Linked DNA regions of Homo sapiens: all the other regions are linked to region 2. Evidence: read pairs that join two places in POLR2A ChIA-PET (ENCODE). Cell type or tissue: Panc1. All regions are shown on one strand.

Evidence for each region. ChIA-PET counts read pairs that join two places held together with the same protein. Peaks named below come from ENCODE experiments on the same cell type or tissue, not always from the same donor. Only the 100,000 strongest peaks of a DNase experiment are listed, where the experiment ranks them.
Region 1: POLR2A ChIA-PET joins it to region 2 with 5 read pairs; 2 of 35 experiments call an interaction of 5 or more read pairs at or near these places.
Region 3: POLR2A ChIA-PET joins it to region 2 with 5 read pairs; 5 of 35 experiments call an interaction of 5 or more read pairs at or near these places.

What each region holds. Positions count from the first base shown.
Region 1 is chr15:90,602,649-90,606,648 of GRCh38, forward strand. It overlaps CRTC3 (CREB regulated transcription coactivator 3), which reads left to right. Exons shown (of 15, transcript NM_022769.5): 5 at 1,737-1,799. Among named protein-coding and RNA genes, the nearest start is that of LINC01585, 56 kb to the right of the region's middle. In Panc1, a CTCF peak has its summit at 1,484; no DNase peak of the experiment used is centred here.
Region 2 is chr15:90,213,036-90,217,035 of GRCh38, forward strand. The region is part of intron 1 of SEMA4B (semaphorin 4B); the gene reads left to right. Among named protein-coding and RNA genes, the nearest start is that of SEMA4B, 14 kb to the left of the region's middle. RefSeq lists a silencer at 1,602-1,896. In Panc1, no CTCF peak of the experiment used is centred here; no DNase peak of the experiment used is centred here; H3K4me3 peaks cover 596 bases; H3K27ac peaks cover 3,885 bases.
Region 3 is chr15:90,121,072-90,125,071 of GRCh38, forward strand. All of the region lies in intron 2 of IDH2-DT (IDH2 divergent transcript), which reads left to right. Among named protein-coding and RNA genes, the nearest start is that of IDH2, 21 kb to the left of the region's middle. RefSeq lists an enhancer at 516-1,015. In Panc1, no CTCF peak of the experiment used is centred here; no DNase peak of the experiment used is centred here.

The DNA of each region.
Region 1 (4,000 bases), 390 kb after region 2:
AACAAAACAACAACAACAACAACAACAACAACAAAACACCTTATTGGCCGGGCATGGTGGCTCATGCCTGTAATCCCAGCACTTTGGGAGGCTGAGGCGGGCAGATCACAAGGTCAGGAGATTGAGACCATCCTGGCCAACATCATGAAACCCCGTCTCTACTAAAAATACAAAAATTAGCTGGGCATGACAGCACATGCCTGTAATCCCAGCTACTTGGGAGGCTGAAGCAGGAGAGTTGCTTGAACCAGAGAGTCGGAGGTTGCAGTGAGCTGAGATCACGCCACAGCACTCCAGCCTGGTAACAGAGTGAGACTCCATCTCAAAAAACAAAAACAAACACCTAAGCATTTCCAATGATAGGCTAATATGAAAGTCTAAAATGAAAAGTTATTTAAAGAAATCTAGATCTTCATATTTAAAACCAAATAGAAACACTTTTGGAATATATTTACCAGCAGAATACTCAGATATGGCATTCTTATGTTTGAGACTTAGAAAAATAAGCATCTTGGCCAGGCACGGTGGCTCATGCCTGTAATCCCAGCACTTTGGGAGGCCAAGGCGGGCAGATCACAAGCTCAGGAGATCGAGACCATCCTCGCTAACACGGTGAAACCCCGTCTCCACTAAAAATACAAAAAAGTAGCCGGGCGTGGTGGCAGGCGCCTGTAGTCCCAGCTACTCGGGAGGCTGAGGCAGGAGAATGGCGTGAACCCAGGAGGCGGAGCTTGCAGTGAGCCGAGATCACGCCACTGCACTCCAGCCTGGGTGACAGAGCGAGACTCCATCTCAAAAAAAAAAGAAAGAAAAATAAGCATCTTTTCTCAGAGTGTCTTAGTAAGCTGCTGAAAAGGACAAAAGACTCTTAAAATGGTAATTTGCACAGTGTATTTGATTTAAGGTCTCTTTGAGTATTTTTGTACCCAATACAGAGGGTAACAGGAAATAGAATTAACTGAGAAAAAGCCCCTGCTGCATCTGTTGTGTGCCTAGTATCATTTTCAGATCACCAAGTCAGATTTAGGACACATTTAAAATGTGTGTATCAAAAATATTTAGCTCTCCGGATTGAAGTCTACTCTCCATCCATTCTCTGGGCAAATACTGACTGAGAACTTACTGTGTATAATGTAGTCTGGATCTGGGAAAGGAAATAAAGATGGGTAACAGTGGGTCCCCACCTCAGGTAGGTTTTCAGCTGCCCTCAAGAATCTTGGGATCCAGGGTTGTAGAATAAATACAATATTTTATTACATCAGTAAAAGTCATCTCCAAACTGTTATTTTTCTTTTATGTATCCAAGAAATGTCTTCTGCTTTTCAGAGCACCAGGACTGGTTAGACTTAATATTTTCATACCCTGGGCAACTGTAACAATTCTATTCCTCTTCATGGCCATTGGTAGGGGAATGCAAAATTTTTGCATCCAAGATTGCCACGGCGCCCCCTACATGCACACTGAACTCCTCATCTGCCCAGCTAGCTAATCCTGTGCCTTATGGGTTTGTAGTAGTTTTTATACTGGAAATCAGAGATCACAGGACTGGAAGGATCATGGAGTCTTACCTCATTTTAACAATGATGAGCAAAATGAGCGAGGTGTGGGGTATTTTTAAGTAACTCTTGCAGAGCGAGGTGAGTAGAAGAGCCAGTTCTCAAATGCAAGTGCTGAGGCCCTCCTTTGCTGTCTGTGGATTGACTTCTTTTCCTTTTATGTTGTTCTGGTTTTTAAAGGCAGCAGCCTCCTTGGAAAGACGAAAAGCATCCTGGGTTCAGGCTGACATCTGCACTTAACAGGTACATGGGTTGTTTCCTGGTAGGAGTAGATTTTAAAGCAATTTAACTGTCCTGATATTTTTTACATAGCATCCAGTTGCCAGAGTGTGTTTATGTAAGCTGTGTTGATATGACATGTTCAAAACAAAACCCACCATTTTTTGAGTGTCTACAGGGGAAAGTATAGAGCACACGAGGTCTGGGATGAGACTCCCAGGGTTTGCATCTTGCTGTATGACCTTGAGTAGATTTTTAAACTTCTGATTGCCTCAGTTTACTCATTTGAAAAATGGAGATAATGCTACCTAGATCATGGGTTGGTTGTGAGGGTTGAATAAGATAATACCTGGGAAGCATATGTGCTGAATAAACATCAGCTATTATCATGATCACTTTGGGCCAGACTCCAGGAGTAAGAGTTCTACCTCAGCCATTTTTTTTCAATCCTGACAACACCCTACAAGAATGAGTATTATTTTCCATTCTAAAAGGTTAAGTGACTTGTTTAAGGGCCTTAGCTAATAGGTGAAGGACTAGGATTTGAAAAAATGCAGCTGAGCATGGTGGCTCACGCCTATAGTCCCAACACTTTGGGAGGCTGAGGCCAGAGGATCGTGTGAGTCCAGCAGTTTGAGGCCAGCCTGGGCAAGATGGTGAGACCCTGTCTCTATGAAAAAAAAAAAGGCGTGGTGGCACGTGCCTGTGGTTCGAGCTACTCAGGAGGCTGAGGTGGGGAGGATCACCTAAGCCCAAGGAGGTTGAGGCTGCAGTGAGCCATGTTTGCGCCATTGCATTCCAGCCTGGGCAAGAGAGAGACGCTGTCTCAAAATAAAAAAGAAACCCGATGAATGGTGCAAAATTTTAAATATACTCAAACAGAAGAGTTATAAAAGGCCTGTGGTGCCCATCCTCAGCTTCACTCATTATCAGCATTCTGCCAGTCTCTCCAAACCTACCTCCCACCTCAGTCCCGTGACTGGCTAGTATAGTATTGTACCTTGAAATGTCTCCAGCAGTTTAAGGCCGACGAGAACCTTTTTTAAAAAACATAACCACAATGCCGCTATTACACTTAACAAAATTAAAAATAACTCCTTAATATAATTCAATGCCTGGTCGGTATTTAGATTTTCCCAGTTGGCTCTGCATTCGTTTGATATTCTCTTGAGTCTCTTTGAATCTGTAAAAAGAGGCTGGAATCTGAACCCAGGTCTCTCTGATCTCAGCGGCCACGCTCTTTCTGTTGCACTGTGGGTTCTGCCCTTGTCTGCCTCTTCCCTCCTCTGAAGCCACGTGGCTTCATAGCCACCTGAGGCTGTCACTGGAATGAACCACAAAGAAGCACTGTAGGCTAATGAAGTTGCTTACCGTAAAGTCCTTTCTATGGCCGACAGTTTGACCTTATGATGAGATAAATAGATAATCATCTCTTGCAACCAAAGCTGTGTAGACATTGAAGCTATCTGGGAGAATTTCAGAAATTTGCTATACATTAGTGGCTCCCACATTTTCTTTTAGGACTACTTTACAGCCTTAAAAAACATGGAGGCCTGGCGCAGTGGCTCATGCCTGTCATCCCAGCATTTTGGGAGGCCAAGGCGGGCGAATCACCTGAGGTCAGGAGTTCAAGACCAGCCTGGCCAACATGGTGAAACACCGTCTCTACTAAAAATACAGAAATTAGCCAGGCATGGTAGCGGGTTCCTGTAATCCCAGCTACTTGAGAGGCTGAGGCGAGAGAGTCGCTTGAACCCGGGAGGCAGAGGTTGCAGTGAACACCACTGTACTGCAGCCTGGGCGACAAGAGTGAAATTCCATCTCAAAAAGTAACACTAGTAAAATAAAATAAAATAGGCCAGGCACAGTGGCTCATGCCTGTAATCCCAGCACTTTGGGAGGCTGAGGCAGGTGGATCACCCGAGGTCGGGAGTTCGAGACCAGCCTGGCCAACATGGTGAAACCCCGTCTCTACTAAAAATACAAAAGTTAGCTGGGCATGGTGACGCACGTCTATAATCCCAGCTACACGGGAGGCTGAGGGAGAAGAATTTCTTGAACACGGGAGGCAGATGTTGCAGTGAGCCGAGATCACACCACTGCACTCCAGCCTGGGCAACAGAGCGAGACTCTGTCTCAGAAAAAAATAATAAAATAAAATAAAAAAAATATTGAGGCCCTCAAAGAGTATTTGTTTATGTGAGAATATCTATTGATATTAGAAA
Region 2 (4,000 bases):
TGCCAGACACCATGCCACACTGCAAACCATGTGCAACGTTGTTTTAGCAAAGCTGTCTCAGTAAATGTGGGTTATTATGTATATTATTATTTACATACGTAATCTCATTTTTTCTAATAACAACCCCATGAGGCAAAGTGTTATTATTTTCCCCATTTTACAGATAAGGAAAACGGGGCTTTGAGAGGTTAAGTGGCGTGTCCTGGTGGCACACAGCCAGTAAGTGGTAGAGGATGGCTTTGAACCCAGGTCTCTAACTCTACTCTGCACACCATGGCTTTCAGTCTGACTCTCAGGGCAGAGAGATGAGGCAAGTGTGGAAGGGAAGCCCCAGAAGGGGAAAGCCTGGTTAAGGGGCCCTTCACCCCCCTCTCCAAGGCACATTCCCCTTTCTGTCCCTTTGTCGTTTCATTCACTCTACTCCCAGCATGGCTGGAGGGCTTGTGGCTGGCTCGTTTGGAGGCCTGGGCTGAACCAGGGACTGGCTGGTCTATAGGTTTCCCCTCCAGCCGGCTGCACTCTGTAGTGCCCGAGGCAGGTTTCCACCCCTTCTCCCAGGCGTAAGTGGGATTGAGTTGCCACCTGGGACTGAGGCTTATCTCTGACTCTTGGCATTTCTTTGTCTGGACAGATTCCAAGGGCGGTCTGCTGCCCAGACTTACAGGGCCTGCCCAGGTGGAAACGCTCTTTTGCAGGTAGATAAGCACGGGCAACCAGCTTATCTGAACCAGCCCTTGCTTCCAGAGAACTATGGAAAAATCCAAAAGATAAGAAGGGACCGCAGTGTCTGTCTTGGTCTCACTCCTCTTGAGACTCCTGTGATCTTTATATGTCTCATTCCTCCCGTGACATGTATGAGAAACTGCAGCTCATTGAGACGATGTCTCTGCTGCCTGACAGAAGGGCCTACTTGAGGGCCGGGCTCGGTGGCTCAGCCACCTGACCCCCGTCATCCTGTTAACTAGTGTCACCCCCACCCGAGGGCTTCCTTCCCCATTTGCTGCCAGGTGTAAAGCTGAGCTTCGGCTGGGCGCGGTGGCTCAGGCCTATAATCCCAGCACTTTGGGAGGCTGAGGCAGGCGGATCACCTGAAGTCAGGAGTACGAGAGACCAGCCTGGCCAACATGATGAAACCCTGACTTTACTGAAAATACAAAAATTAGCTGGGCATGGTGGCAGGCACCTGTAATCCCAGCTTCTTGGGAGGCTGAGGCAGGAGAATCGCTTGAACCTGAGAGGTGTAGGTTGCACCATTGCACTCCAGCCTGGACAACAAGAGAGAAACTCCGTCTCAAAAAAAAAAAAAAAAAAGGGCTGAGCTGCTGGGCGTGGTGGCTCACGCCTGTAATCCCAGCACTTTGGGAGGCCGAGGCGGGTGGATCACATGAGGTCAGGAGTTCAAGACCAGCCTGACCAACATGGAGAAACCCCGTCTCTACTAAAAATACTTTGCCGGGCGTGGTGACATATGCCTGTAATCCCAGCTACTCAGGAGGCTGAGGCAGGAGAATCGCTTGAACCTGGGAGGCGGAGGTTGCGGTGAGCCAAGATTGTGCTATTGCACTCCAGCCTGGGCAACAACAGCAAAACACCATCTCAAAAAAAAAAAAAAAAAAAAAGGCTGAGCTTCCCCCAAATGGCTGATATGTGTTCCTCCTTATGGACATTGAGGATGGAGTAGCTTCATTTCCCATTTTTCTTTGGCCACCAGGAGGCCCAGCACTAAAGGCTCAGCCCTTCTCTACCAGCTGTGCGAAGACTCATTGACCTACTCGTGAATTTTTACTTCCTTGCTGATGGAGATGTTTTTCTTCAGATTTGGGTTTTCTCTGCTCCTGATTTTAATGTTTATATTTCACTACTTTCTTTTCTTCATGTCTCCCCACCCTTTATGGAACCAGGCTGGGGGTATGTAAAAACACTCCACAGGTAAACACACATGAAGTCATCTTCACAGCTGCTTGATTGGGCGTGTTGCACTTTTTGCTTCCTCAGCTTCGTGAGACTGTTTGTGTGGTCATAACCCACTGGTCCGCTACAACGTGCCTGAGGGTGGTCAGGGTGCTGCTCTTTGCTTGTTTTTGTGTTCTCATCAGCTGCTTAGAATTTTAAAAATAATTTCTCTCCAAACCCTTTAGTTACCCAAAGCATAAACAGTACCCTGGTGGGTAAGTGTGTGTGTGTTTCTTTTTTTTTTTCTTTGATTTATATATTTCACATTATATAAGGATAACCTGCTTATTAGAGAATCTAAAAATGATAACAAGTAAAAAAGAAAAGAAAGCTACCTGTAATTCTACCAGGGAGCCCATGTTTTAGTGTTTTGTGATACATCCTTCTGGATTTTTTTCCTATGCTTATATTTTTCCCACAAAAAATAGAATTTGACCATACATACTAAATATAACCTGAATTTTCACTTCATGGTAGATAATTCGTGTCTTTCCTTGTTGTTATTCTGCAAAAACAAAAGCTACTTAAAATGTGTACCAAGGTCTGGGCGCAGTGGCCCACACCTGTAATCCCAGCACTTCGGGAGGCTGAGGCAGGCGGATTGCTTGAAGCCAGGAGTTCGAGACCAGCCTGGCCAACATGGCAAAACCCTGTCTCTACTAAAAATACAAAAGTTAGCCGGGCATGGTGGCACATGCCTGTAATCCCAGCTACTCGGGAGGCTGAGGCAGAAGAATTGCTCGAACCTGGAAGGCGGAGGTTGCGGTGAGCCGAGATCATGCCAGTGCACTCCTGCCTGGGCAACAGAGTGAGACTCAGTCTCAAAAAATAAATAAAATTTGTATCAAGGATACATGCACGTATATATATATTTTTAAGTATAGAAGGGCTTATTATAAAAAGCAAAAACGTCTGTCCTCCCTCACCCCAGGCCAATTTAAAAGGGACTTTTAATCATTTAGGGTTCTTAGGGTTCTTGTTCTACCATTATTTCCTCCATTTTTTTTTTTTCTTTTTGAGATGGAGTTTCACTCTTGTTGCCCAGGCTGGAGTGCAATGGTGTGATCTCAGCTCACCGCAACCTCTGCATCCCAGGTTCAAGCGATTCTCCTGCCTCAGCCTCCCGAGTAGCTGGGATTACAGGCATGTGCTACTACGCCTGGCTAATTTTATATTTTTAGTAGAGACGGGATCTCTCCATGTTGGTCAGGCTGGTCTCGAACTCAGGTGATCCACACCAAAGTGCTGGGATTATAGGTGTGAGCCACCACGCCCAGCCCATTTCCTCCATATTTTTAAGTAAAATACTTACACCACTATTTCTTGGCTTATTTGAATTCCTAACTTTCCCTCACTTACATCTCCCTTCCATTCCTCCCCCCAACATATTCTGTCACCGTACTGTATTCACTTCCTTTATTGGTTACCTTTGCAATATAAAACAGTACACTTGACCTGTATTTATTATTCCATTAGCCATTGGCAGCAGCTTGTGACAACCCTGCTACCATATTATGATGTCTGTCTGTCATCAGTTCTGGTTTCTGAGGTCAAAATTGAAAACACTCCCATTCTGTGTAATAACCATCAGTCTCAAAGACCAGTGCTTTTTTGGGAGGCTGACGCGGGCAGATCACTTGAGTTCAGGAGTTTGAGACCAGCCTGGCCAACATGGTGAAACCCCGTCTCTACTAAAAATACAAAAATTAGCTGGGTGTGATGGTGCATGCCTGTAATACCAGCTACTTGGGAGGCCGAGGCAGGAGAATCACTTGAACCTAGGAGGTGGAGGTTGCAGTGAGCCAAGATCATGCCACTGCACTCCAGCCTGGGCAACAGAGCGAGACTTCGTCTCAAAAAAAAAAGAAAAGCCCATGCTCAACATTTGCATTACTCTGTCAATGCAAATAGCATTCACTGCAGGGCCCACTTAACATTTCCTTCTCTTTGGGTCTAATGTCACTCAAAGGAAAGTGTTAAATGTATTTTCCTTTCTTAATATTCTATTATGTGCTCAAAACTCATCACTTTATATTTTAGTTTGCTT
Region 3 (4,000 bases), 92 kb before region 2:
ACATACATATATAAAGTGTTCAGTTTTAATAGACACTGCCAACTTTTCAAATTGATTGTCTAATTTATATTCTACCAGCAAAGTATGAGAGTTTCAGTTTCTCTACAGCACTGATAACAGCATTGTCATTCTTTTCAGCTTTAGTTATTCTGGTGGGTGTAGTGGGAGCTCAGTGCGATTTTTAAATTGCATTTCCCTGGGGACTAATGAGATTGAGTTCCTTTTCATATGCTTATTAGCTATTTGGATATTCTCTCGTGAAGCACCTGTTTCAAATCTTTTGCCTGTTTTTCCATTGGCTTTTCTGCTTGTTTGTGATTTGTAGGAGTTCGATATACATTTTTTTTCTTTTTTCTTTTTTTTTTTTTTTTGACGGAGTCTCGCTCTGTTACCCAGGCTGGAGTGCAGTGGCGCGATCTCAGCTCACTGCAACCTCTGCCTCTCAGATTCAAGCAATTCTCCTGCCTCAGCCTCCTGAGTAGCTGGGATTACAGATGTGCACCACCACCCCCAGCTAGTTTTTGTATTTTTAATAGAGACGGGTTTTGCCATGTTGGCCAGGCTGGTTTTGAACTCCTGACCTCAGGTAATCTGCTGCCTCGGCCTCCCAAAGTGCTGGGATTACAGGCATAAGCCACCACGCCCAGCCTTGATATACATTTTGATATGAGTCTCCTTATTTATGTATTTATTTATTTATTTTGAGACAGAGTCTTGCTCTGTCACCCAGGCTGGAGTACAGTGGCGTGATCTCAGCTCACTGCAACCTCCATCTCTCAGGTTACTCAAGTAATTCTCCTGCCTCAGCCTCCCAAGTAGTTGGAATTACAGGCACACGCAACCATGCCCAGCTAATTTTTTTTTTTTTTTTTTTTTTTTTTTTTGGTAGAGATGGGGTTTCACCATGTTGGTCAGGCTGGTCTCGAACTCCTAACCTCAAGTGACCCACCTGCCTCAGCCTCCCAAAGTGCTGGGATTACAGGCATGAGCCACCACGCCCAGAGTCTCCTTTTTGGATGTATGTGTTGCAAATGTCCTCTTACTCAATGGCTTGCTTTATTTTTTTAACACATCTTTCGATGCACAAAAACTCTTAATTTTAATGTAGTCCAACTTATTGACCTGAGAAAAGAAAAATAGCTCAGAACAGTCTGAGCTATGTGAAATTGTATACAAAATTGATCAGGCCCAGAGAGACTTGAGTATGGGACTTCAGTCACAGCTCCCCAGGCCCTCCCACATTCAGGCCTGGGGCACCTGTTTAAAGGCCTTTTTTTTTTTTTTTTTTCCTTATCTGTTATCTTCATGTCCTGGAATTCCTGATACAAAAAAAATCAATGGATAGCCAATCAATAGCTTATATTATTTTAATGTAAATTCTTGGTAGACCATTTAGGGACTGCTTCTCCTTTTTTCCTTTAAAAACCCATCTGTAAATATTGCTAATTGGAGCATTTATTCAGGGCAACTTGAATCTGTGCTCCCAGGTTGCAGTCCTCAACTTGGCCCAAATAAACTCTCTATTTGTATAAATGATTTTCCCTCAGTTTTTTCCTCTAGGTCGACATATCTTTTGTTTATTTGTTTGTTTGTTTGTTTTTTGAGATGGAGTCTTGCTCTGTTGCCCAGGCTGGAGTGCAGTGGCATGATCTCAGCTCACTGCAACCTCTGCCTCCCAGGTTCAAGTGATTCTCCTGTCTCAGCCTCCAGAATAGCTGGAATTACAGGCATTTGTCACCACGCCCAGCTAATTTTTATATTTTTAGTAGAGACAGGGTTTCACCATGTTGGCCAGGCTGGTCTCAAACTCCTGACCTCAGGCGATCCACCTGTCTTGGCCTCCCAAAGTGCTGGGATTACAGGTGTGAGCCACCACGCTCTGTCAACATATCTTTTATGTTTATTATTTCTATGTCCTATGTAATAAATCTTTTCCTATCCCAAGATTGTGAAAGTATTCTCCTATAGTATCTTCTAGAAGACTTATGCCTTTTTGAAAACTCCTATAGGCCGGGCGTGGTGGCTCACACCTGTAATCCCAACACTTTGGGAGGCCGAGGTGGGCGGATCACGAGGTCAGGAGATCGAGACCATCCTAGCTAACACAGTGGAACCCCATCTGTACTAAAAACACAAAAAATTAGCCGGGCGTGGTGGCATGTGCCTGAAGTCCCAGCTACTCGGGAGGCTGAGGCAGGAGAATCGCTTGAACCCAGGAGGTGGAGTTGCAGTGAGCCAAGATTTCGCCATTGCACTCCAGCCTGGGCAACAGAGTGAGACTCTGTCTCAAAACAAACAAACAAACAAACAAACAAAAAACTTCTATAGTATCTTCCTAAAGTACAGAAGCTTTAGGCTTTTTTAAAACTTTTACAATGATACCTATAATTAATCTAGAATTGATTTGTATCCACCCTGATTTCAGGTATGTTTAAATGTGAAAAACAATGTGTTCTCAAGAATTGATAAAAGTTATTTTTTTAGCCCTCATCTGTTACTTAACACTTTAGGGCATTTTTCTTTGCCATTAAATATTCTTCTACAACATATTTTTAAATTGTAAATTGGCAAATTACCATTGTATATGCTATGGGTTACAAAGTGATGTTATGGGCTGGGCACCAGTAACTTAAGCACTTTGGGAGGCCAAGGTGGGAGGATTGCTTGAGTTCAGGAATTCAAGACTAGCCTGGGCAATATTGTGAAACCCCCATCTCTTAAAAAAAAAAAACAAAAACCAAAGTGATGTTATGATTTATGAATACAATGTAGAAAAATTAAATCAAGCTAATTAACATATCTGTTACCTCAAATTCTTATAATTTTTGTAGTGAGAACATTTGAGATTTACACTTAGTGACTTTGAAATGTACAGCACATTATTATTTACTATATTCACCATGCTGTGCAATATATCTCAAAGAAAAAAACTTATTCCTCCTGTCTAATTGAGGATTTGTACCCTTTGACTATCATTTCTCCCAAGGTTTTGTTTTGTTTTGTTTTGTTTTTTTACTAGCAGCCTAATAGTCCATTATATTCCTCTCACTGGAGCAGGGGCTCTGGAATCAGTCAGGTTAATATTCTGTCCTCACCTCTTAGGAACTATGTAACTTTTACCTTTTTTTTTGAGACGGAGTTTCACTCTTGTTGCCCAGGCTGGAGTGCAATGGCGCGATCTCGGCTCACCACAACCTCCGCCTCCCAGGTTCAAGCGATTTCCTGCCTCAGCCTCCTGAGTAGCTGGGATTACAGGCATGCACCACCACGCTTGGCTAATTTTGCATTTTTAGGAGAGACAAGGTATCTCCGTGTTGGTCAGGCTGTTCTCTAACTCTTGACCTCAGGTGATCTGCCCGCCTCAGCCTCCCAAAGTGCTGGGATTACAGGCATGAGCCACCGCACGTGGCTGAACTATGTAACTTTTGACAATAATTTTACTCTCTAGGCTTTAGCTCTTATGGGAGATGGCCAGGTCTTGAACTGAGTTAGTTTCATAGTTGGATCTCAACCCCTAATTGATTGAGTTAGAAGCCCTACATCAACTGAAATAGTGGATCATTAACTCTAGAACAGTCTTATTTACTCATAAAAGTCTCCTAAAGACCTAGGATAGGTCACATTTTGAGAGTCCACAGTTTTATCTACTGTGACTAAGAACAATAAAACTACATGAAACAATGCCCTGTGGTGTTTAAAAGCTGTAGTCAGGGTTGGCAGCATGAAGGAGTGGCAATTGAACCACTTAATTAAATTCCCTTATCAGATGATCAGATTATTGTTTATCAGTAGAGCTAGTGATTAAGTGAGGCCTCCAACCTTGTCCTAGCTGGTTGCCTTGGGAGAGTTTCCAGACTTCTCCGTGGCTCACTTTATCATCATCTGTAAAATGGGTAGAGTAACAGCTTAGTACCAACCTCATAGTAATGTGCTGGTTAAAATATACTCAGCTGGCTGGGTGCGGTGGTTCATGCCTGTAATCCCAGCACTTTGGGAGGCC